Linked DNA regions of Homo sapiens: all the other regions are linked to region 3. The links are chromatin contacts, found by Hi-C or POLR2A ChIA-PET in ENCODE. All regions are on one chromosome and are shown on one strand. Each heading gives the region's core, a stretch centred on a gene start or an enhancer-like site at or near the end of the contact. The rest is flanking DNA. Distances are from core to core; before and after follow the strand shown. Region 1 overlaps PHF20 (PHD finger protein 20). Region 2 overlaps RBM39 (RNA binding motif protein 39). Region 3 holds the start of SCAND1 (SCAN domain containing 1).

What was found. A loop is a pair of places that touch in the nucleus more often than their neighbours do. ChIA-PET counts read pairs that join two places held with the same protein, here RNA polymerase II (POLR2A). Pooled maps may share reads with other maps.
Region 1: a loop to region 3 is called in a pooled map, with 3 times the contacts of the local background. The contact joins the enhancer-like site here to the promoter of SCAND1 in region 3. A Hi-C loop is called at or near these places in 2 of 50 pooled maps. POLR2A ChIA-PET finds 5 or more read pairs at or near these places in 7 of 52 experiments (CD4-positive, alpha-beta T cell, Caco-2, GM10248 and 4 more).
Region 2: a loop to region 3 is called in a map of heart right ventricle, with 2.5 times the contacts of the local background. The contact joins the enhancer-like site here to the promoter of SCAND1 in region 3. A Hi-C loop is called at or near these places in 1 of 168 maps with a recorded cell type or tissue (heart right ventricle) and 1 of 50 pooled maps. POLR2A ChIA-PET finds 5 or more read pairs at or near these places in 23 of 52 experiments (AG04450, BJ, CD4-positive, alpha-beta T cell and 16 more).

Annotation. Positions count from the first base shown.
Region 1 is chr20:35,817,688-35,820,621 of GRCh38, reverse strand. All of the region lies in intron 2 of PHF20 (PHD finger protein 20), which reads right to left. Among named protein-coding and RNA genes, the nearest start is that of PHF20, 47 kb to the right of the region's middle. RefSeq lists an enhancer at 996-1,175. Within about 2 kb of position 1,326, at least 6 of the 41 ENCODE cell types and tissues checked have a DNase peak (open chromatin) inside an H3K27ac peak, as active enhancers do.
Region 2 is chr20:35,717,922-35,720,693 of GRCh38, reverse strand. All of the region lies in intron 9 of RBM39 (RNA binding motif protein 39), which reads left to right. Among named protein-coding and RNA genes, the nearest start is that of ROMO1, 20 kb to the right of the region's middle. Within about 2 kb of position 1,298, at least 2 of the 41 ENCODE cell types and tissues checked have a DNase peak (open chromatin) inside an H3K27ac peak, as active enhancers do.
Region 3 is chr20:35,952,748-35,955,930 of GRCh38, reverse strand. SCAND1 (SCAN domain containing 1) reads left to right here and starts at 1,429. Exons shown (of 2, transcript NM_033630.3): 1 at 1,429-1,483; 2 at 1,592-2,307. The coding sequence starts at 1,647. The coding sequence ends at 2,186. It also overlaps a transcript of CNBD2 not described here. RefSeq lists enhancers at 862-1,071, 1,172-1,371, 1,452-1,711, 1,832-1,911.

The DNA.
Region 1 (2,934 bases), core at 77-2,576, 140 kb after region 3:
AAAAAATTAGCCGGGCATGGTGGCAGGCACCTGTAGTCCCAGCTACTTGGGAGGCTGAGGCAGGAGAATGGTGTGAACCTGGGAGGCGGAGCTTGCAGTGAGCCAAGATCATGCCACTGCACTCCAGCCTGGGTGGCAGAGTGAGACTCCATCTCACAAAAAAAAAAAAAAAAAAAGTACTTATTCCACTTTCTAGCATTTATCACCACCTAACATTATCTATATATATCAGTCTGCTGGTTTCTGTTCTATCCACCTCCACTGGAATGTCAGCTTCTAAAGATCAGGGACTATGTCTGTCCTAATCACCACTATTTCTCCAGCATCTAGCATTGAATGAATGACTTGGCATCAAAAGTCATCTTTCTGAAGCCTTCTGAAATTCCCACATATGAAATTAACTATTCTCCCCTAGGGGTTTTTGTAAATGAACTTTGTACAGAGTAAATATCTCCTCATAATATATTTAATTTCAGGGACTTTATTCTAGGTACTGAACACATGCGTGGGGATCAAAGCCACACCCGACCATGCTCAGAAGCCAACTAGCTAGACTCAAATCCTAAATTCACCATTTACAGCTACATAGCACTGGAAAACTTAACTGCTTTCTGCTTCTATTTCCTCATATATAAAGTAGAATAAAAGTACCCCCTTCATAGCATCTAAAGGATTAAAGGAGGTATAACATATAAAGCCTTTAGATTTGTGCCTGGCACAGAGTAAATCACTCAATAAATGTGAGTCACTAGCAAAGACATAAGCATTAGAATACATGATTAACGACCCTTGGCTATCAATACTAAAAACCAAAGCCAAATACTTGACTCGTCTCTGAACATCTTGAAGTACTTATTTTCCTTCATTTCATAGCACCTAGTGTACCACCTGACTCACAGCATTCAATACATGTTTGTGGAAAGCTCAGAAAAGATTGCTTAAAAACACACACACACACACACACACACACACAGATGGTGTAAGGAGTAAAGAGGTATGAACCAGAAACTCAGATGAGATCAGTACAAATAACCCTAATGAAAAAGAAACCAAAAATGATCTAAGGACATTATGAAACTCAGATTTTTAAATCTTCTGTACAAGAAATGGAAGCGAACTATGATCAACTTAAATAGAAACACAGTAGTGGAAAGGTACCAGAGTGTCAGGAAAGCAACAGAAGGAGCTTTTTCGTTGTGTTTGGAGCAAGAACAGGGAAGGCCAGCCTACTTCTTGGAACAGATGGCACACTCCTGACAGATGACAGGAAGAAGGCGAAGGCAGCAGAGCAAGCAGATTCTATTCTATCCACCAAGTATCACTACTAGGAAACTGCAGCCTCTCAGATTTTAGTTCATCTATAAAACGCAGGAAGCAAATAGGGAAGGCAGGGCTGGGCACAGTGGTTCACGCCTGTAATCCCAGCACTTTGGGAGGCTGAGGCGGGCAGATCACCTGAGGTCAGGAGTTCGAGACCAGGCTGTTCAACATGGTGAAACCATGTCTCTACTAAAAATACAAAAATTAGCTGGGTGTGGTGGTGCATGCCTGTAATCCCAGCTACACAGGAGGCTGAAGCAGGAGAATCGCTGGAACCCAGGAGATGGAGGCTGCAGTGAACCGAGATAGGGCCACTGCTCTCCAGCCTGGGCAGCAGAGCAAGACTGTCTCAAAACAAAACAAAACAAAACAAAAACAGGGAAGGCAGGATTACCCCTTCTACAGAGAAGAAAATGGACATGCTGAAAGTTCACCCCAAAGTGGTAGATTAAAAATTAGAATATAGGCCAGGTGCAGTGGCTCATGCCTGTAATCCCAACACTTTGGGAGGCCAAGGTAGGAAGATCACTTGAGCCCTGGAGTTTGAGACCAGCCTAAGCAACACAGCGAGACTCAGTCTCTATAACAAATACAAAAATGAGCCAGGTGCAGTGGCATGCACCTATAGTCCCAGCCTACTCAGGAGGCTGAGGTGGGAGGATCACTTGAGCCCAAGAGTACCAGGCTACAGTTATGATCACACCACTGCACTCCAGCCTTGGTGACAGAGCAAAACTCTGTCTCAAAAATGCTAGGCCAGGCACCTGTAATCCCAGCACTTTGGGAGGATGAGGTGGGTGCACTGCTTGAGCCCAGAAGTTTAAGACCAGCCTGGGCAACATGGCAAACCCCACCTCTACAAAAAATACAAAACTTAGCCAAGGGTGGCGGCACATGCCTGTAGTCCCAGCTACTCAGGAGGCTGAAGTAGGAGGATCATGGCTCACTGCAGCCTCAACCTCTCAGGCTCAAGCAATCCTTCCACCTCAGCTAATTTTTTGTTTTGTTTTGTTTTGTTTTGTTTTTTGAGACGGAGTCTTGCTCTGTCACCCAGGCTGAAGTGCAGTGTCGCAATTTCGGCTCACTACAACCTCCACCTCCTGGGTTCAAGCAAGCCTCCCACCTCAGCCTCCTGAGTAGCTAGGATTACAGGCATGCGCCTAATTTTTTTTGTACTTTTAGTAGAGACGGAGTTTCACCATGTTGGCCAGGCTGGTCTCGAACTCCTGAACTCAAGTAATCTGCCCACCTAGGCCTCCTAAAGTGCTGGGATTACAGGTGTGAGCCACCATGCCTGTAATTTAATTATAATTAAATTTATACTTTAATTATAAAAATATAATTTTTATATTTTTTTGTAGAGATGGGGTTTTGTCATGTTGCCCAGGCTTGTCTTGAACTCCTGGGCTCAAGTGATCTGCCTACTTCAGCCTCTAAACATGCTAGGATCACAGGCATAAGCCACAACACCTGGCCAAAAAATAATTTTATTTTTTAAATTTTTTTGAGACAGGGTATCACTCTGTCACCCAGGATGGAATGCAGTGGCACGATCTGGGCTCACTGCAACCTCCGCTTCCCGGGCTCAAAGGATTCTCTAGCCTGTCTCCTGAG
Region 2 (2,772 bases), core at 49-2,548, 240 kb after region 3:
GTTCAAGCGATTCTCTTGCTTTAGCCTTCCGAGTAGTTGGGTTTACAGGTGCCTGCCATCATGCTCGACTAATTTTTTTTTTTTTTTTTAGAGACAGGGCTTTACCATGTTGGCCAAGTTGGTCTCATACTCCTGACCTCAGGTGATCTGCTTCGGCCTCCTAAAGTGCTGGGATTACAGGTGTGAGCCACTGGACCTGGCCTCCATTGACTTTTCTATCAGTAACATGGATCTTAGGTGGAGGTTGACATGCCATTATGTGCTATATGGAGAAATGAAGTTCAGAGCAGTTGGGGCCACATGAGCTGTTACATGGCAAAGTGAGGAACCAACTTGATCTGCTTCACAGGCGCCACGAGGCCTTGTGTCTGGCATTGTGGTCTTGAGCTCAATTCAGAGCAGCTTGGCTTTTGTTCTAGAGGACTTTGTGCTATCTACCTAAACCAAGAGTGTCCAACTAGTTCTGTGTTGAGGAGAGAAAGTTGCCAAGACTGTCCTGTCACTGTGAGGAATGAACCTTTTCCACTCAATAATTTTAGCAAAAGGCATAAATTTAAAAGGAGCTAGATAGAACAAATAAAATTTAACTTTTAAAAATATATTCACTGGCCAGGTGCAGTGGCTCACACCTGTAATCCCATCTCTTTGTTTGGGAGGCCGAGGCAAGTGGATCGCTTGAGGTCAGGAGTTTGAGACCAGCTTGGCCAACGTGGTAAAACCTTGTCTCTACTAAAAATAGAAAAATTAGGTGGGTGTGGTGGCGCATCCCTCTAATCCCAGCTACTTAAGAGGCTGAGGCAGGAGAGTCACTTGAACCCGGGTGGCAGAGATTGCAGTGAGCCGAGATCACGCCTGGATAACAGAGCCAGAGTGTCTCCGAAAGAAAAGAAAAAGAATAATCATGGATATTTGAGAAATCTGTGTACCATATAAAAATTAACATCAGGAAACAGTTGATATTTAAATTATTTTTATTACTCTAGAGTCTGATTTGTCAAACTATTTCTTAAATTTTGAGATGGGAGTTTCACTCCTTGCGCCTAGGCTGGAGTGCAGTGGTGCAGTCTCGGCTCACTGCAACCTCCGCCTCCCAGGTTCAATTGATTCTCCTGCCTCAGCCTCCTGAGTAGCTGGGATTACAGGCTCTGACCACAACGCCCAGCTAATTTTTGGTGTGTTGGTCAGGTTGGTCTCGAACTCTTGACCTCAGGTGATCTACCCGCCTCGGTGTCCCAAAGTGTTGTCATTACAGGCGTGAGCCACTGCGCCCAGACCCATTTTAGGTTTTCAGTGCCATATGGTCTTGTTGCAAGTACTCAACTCTCTTCCAAACAGCTGTAAGCTATTAAGAAATTGAGTATGGGCCAGGCACAGTGGCTCATGCCTGTGATCCCTGCACTTTTGGGGGCCGAGTCGGGTGGATCACTTGAGGTGAGGAGTTCGAGACCAGTCTGGCCAGCATGGTGAAACCTCTTCTCTACTAAAAATATAAAAATTAGCCGGTCTTGGGTGGCATATGCCTGTAGTTCCAGCTTACTCTGGAGGCTCAGACAGGAGAAAGATTTATAAAACAAGTCAAGCTGGAGTTGGTTCATGGGGTATATGTAGTTTGCTTACCTTTGCCCCAGAACAATTAGTATGCATTAAGTGCCCAACTCCAGTAAACATAATGTAGCAGCTTTAATAAGAAGCCCTTTTTAAAGGTTTATTTTATTATTTTTTTTGGAGTCTGAGTCCTGCGCTGTCACCCAGGCTGGAGTGCGATAGCTCACTGCAACCTCTGCCTCCCAGGTTCAAGCAATTCTTCTACAGCTTCCCTAGCAGCTGGGATTATAGGTGCATGCCGCCATGCCTGGCTTTTTTTTTTTTTTTTTTTTTTTGAGATGGAGTATTGCTCTTGTTGCCCAGGCTGGAGTGCAATGGCATGATCTCAGCTCACCATAACCCCCATCTCCCAGGTTCAAGCGATTCTCCTGCCTCAGCCTCCCAAGTAGCTGGGATTACAGGCATGCGGCACCACACCCTGCTAATTTTGTATTTTTAGTAGAGACAGGGTTTTTCTCCATGTTGGTCAGGCTGGTCTCAAACTCCTGACCTCTGGTGATTCGCCCTCCTCGGCCTCCCAAAGTGGTGGGATTACAGGCATGAGTCACGGAGCCCAACCTACTTTTTTGTGTTTTAGTAGAGACAGGGTTTCACCGTGGTGCCCAGGCTGGTCTCGAACTCCTGAGCTCAGATAGTCTGCCCATGTCAGCTCACACCTACAGGTGGGAGCCACCGAGCCCAGCCTAAATGTTTATATTGTTTACTTTTTGCTAGCTAATGCTCCTAGAATATCTTATCCCTATCATAGTCCCACTTCATCCACGACTACTCCTTTTCTAGAGGCAGCCCTTACCCGTTTTTTTTTTGTTTTGTTTTGTTTTTTATATCCTTCCATAGACTTTCTGTGGCTTAGCAAATACTAGCAAATAAACTTTGTTTCTTTTTTAAAATTTTGGTAAAATATACTTAACATTAAAAGTTCGTTCCTTGGGCTGGGCGCAGTGGCTCATGCCTGTAATCCCAGCACTTTGGGAGGCCGAGGCGGGTGGATCACGAGGTCAGGAGATCAAGACCATCCTGGCAAACTCGGTGAAACCCCGTCTATACTAAAAATACAAAAAATTTAGCTGGGCGTGGTGGTGGGTGCCTGTAGTCCCAGCTACTTGGGAGGCTGAGGCAGGAGAATGGTGTGAACCCGGGAGGCAGAGCTCGCAGTGAGCCAAGATC
Region 3 (3,183 bases), core at 180-2,679:
TGGCCAACACGGTGAAACTCCATCTGTACCAAAAATATAAAATATTAGCCGGGTGTGGTGGTGGGCGCCTGTAATCCCAGCTACTCGGGAGGCGGAGGGAGGAGAATCGCTTGAACCCGGTAGGCGGAGGACTCAGTCTCAAAACAAAAACAAAAACAAAAACAAAACTATTTGTGAGTCAGCTACCAAACAGAAAACCACCTGGCCGAGGGCTGTCAGGGCCACGTGCTTTTACCTACATCATCTCACTGAATTCTCAATTACCTCTGAGAGGTAAGTTCTATTACATCCACATTTTACTGATAAGAAAACAGTAGCTCAGAGATAGCAAGCAGTTTACCTAATAAAAACAAGAGCAAACTTCTTAAAAGCCCTTTCTCTCCAACGGCTTAATTTATTTAATCCTCCTAACAACTCTGAGCTGGGTATCGTCAAAGGGGATTCCACCAAGGTAGCCTCACTCCAACACTCTAACCCAAGGCTGCTCAACAGAAATATAATGTAAACTGCACATGCAATTTAAATGTTTTTAGAAGCTGCATTTAAAAAGTAAAAACACAGGTGAAATTAATAACATTTTTATTTGACCCAATATATGCAAAACATTATATTCCAACATGTAATCAGTATTAAAAAGTATTGAGATAATTTTTACATCAGTTTTTTCGTACTAAGTCCCGTATTTTACAATATAGCACATCTCAATTCGCTATATTTCGAGGGTTATCAACTAGCTACGTTGCAAGAGCTGAGTCAACTCAGGAGGCCAGCGGCCACCATAAGGGGCAATGCATTTAGAGTTCACTTATTAAATGCTGACGTTAACAGAACCCACAGAGCCGCATTTCCCTTGGTTTCGGAGGACACGCGAAAAATAACAACAGCAAAGGGTTCTCGAGCATCTCCTTCGCGCCAGACGGTGTGTTGTACTTTGTCATCGTCGCAGTAAGGCCGGTGCTATCGCCCTCCTAGTTTGACCAAGCGAGAGGACTTTCTCCAGATGGGCCCCTCCCGAGAGAATGGTCGCCGTCCCGCTCTCCTGTTCGGGTCACCACCGGCCGGGCGCCACTCGAACGAGCCCCGGCCAGCCGTCACCCTAATCATTCCCGAAGGAGGGGCCATCAGAGCTACAGCTCATCAGGGTCAATCAGAAGGGGCGCCCGCACGCAAAGGTCACCTGCAAACCGAAGCGGCGCACGGATAAGGTCCGGGACTTGAAGTCTATCTCCAAACATTCAGGCTCCTCCTCCGACTCCTCCTCGAACTGGCGCTCAGAGGCGCCACCATTCGGAAGGAGCCCAGGCCACGCGCAGCTCGCCCTCCCGCACCGCGAGGGCAGCAGCCGCCTCATGCGACTCGAGAACGCTAGAGGGCGCCGCTTCCGGGAGCCCGCAAGCGGCTTCCGGGTGCTCGCGCGCCGACCTGGACGCAGAGAAGCCAGAGACTTTCGCTTCCGGCTGCCGCAGGCGCTTCGCTGGTGCAGGTAAGCTCCGCACACTCTCGGCCGGTCCCGAGTCCGACTCCCTCAAGGGTGACGCGAGCTCTGCCCTTTAACCGGAAACGTCTCCCTGCTCACCCCACCCCCGCGCAGACGCAGTGCTGAGCACACAGCTACCGGACAAAGAGTGACGCCCGGAGCTGGAGTTATGGCGGCTACGGAGCCGATCTTGGCGGCCACTGGGAGTCCCGCGGCGGTGCCACCGGAGAAACTGGAAGGAGCCGGTTCGAGCTCAGCCCCTGAGCGTAACTGTGTGGGCTCCTCGCTGCCAGAGGCCTCACCGCCTGCCCCTGAGCCTTCCAGTCCCAACGCCGCGGTCCCTGAAGCCATCCCTACGCCCCGAGCTGCGGCCTCCGCGGCCCTGGAGCTGCCTCTCGGGCCCGCACCCGTGAGCGTAGCGCCTCAGGCCGAAGCTGAAGCGCGCTCCACACCAGGCCCCGCCGGCTCTAGACTCGGTCCCGAGACGTTCCGCCAGCGTTTCCGGCAGTTCCGCTACCAGGATGCGGCGGGTCCCCGGGAGGCTTTCCGGCAGCTGCGGGAGCTGTCCCGCCAGTGGCTGCGGCCTGACATCCGCACCAAGGAGCAGATCGTGGAGATGCTGGTGCAAGAGCAGCTGCTCGCCATCCTGCCCGAGGCGGCTCGGGCCCGGCGGATCCGCCGCCGCACGGATGTGCGCATCACTGGCTGAGCGGTGGAGCTGCGGGCGGCCAGGGCCGGGCGCTCTGTGCGGACTGGGGCCATGATCGGGCCCGGGGGCCTGAGCCTGGGACCCCACCCCGTGTTAATGAAAAATGAGTTTTGGCAGCGCCTGTGGTCTGGTGTGTCTCTTTCATTCGTTCTTATTGGGTTTATTTTACCAAGCCTGTTTCCTACCGCCTTTCTGGCTGGTGGCGAAACGAAGTTGGGAGTCCGTAACAATAAGGCCTTCGTTGGCTATAGTGGGATCTTTAGATGTTGACTGAACCTAGGTTATCCCTCTACCACACATGGGAAGTTTTTCACCTGGGCTCCCAAGGACCCACTTGGGTTTCTTACACGCAAAATAGCTGGCTCTATTAAATGCTCACTTAACTGGCTACCTCTATACCAATATGGGCACCAACTTGCACCTGCCCTTTGGGTACAGGCTTCCCAAAATGTCCAAGTTACTGGGCCATTTTAATGTGAAGTGTTTACTGCACACCTTCACAGAGATAGGCTAGTTCTTGTGAGCTCTGGCTTATGCCGCCAGGCTTGCTCAACTTCCTTGCCAAATTTTAGGCCTGTGGTAGGAATAAAGCAGAACTAGTTGAAGTAATGGATTATTTACATTACTGAAGCTACTCATTTTAATGTCTCTCCGGCTGGCTCCCTTTTGGTGTTTAAACTAGCATAATCGTTTACAAAGGGAAGAAAGAATTTGGCAAATAATGAGGACCTGTTCTGAAATCTTAAACCTACTCTGTTTCCAGAGGCTTCTGCCCAACCAGGAAGGAGCTAGTTAGGGTCCATGGACAGCTTGGATTGGTCCCAGATAGGTCCTATTGCAGTGAGTGCCATTTGTTAATATAAGGAAGGCCAGACTTGTCTTCCTTGCACTGCTCTCAACAATCAAAATCAGCCTGCAGTTCACACCACAAAGCATGAGTGAGACTGGGCTGGAAGTTGGTGAGGGGCAATTTGCTTTTGAATATTAAAGACAGACA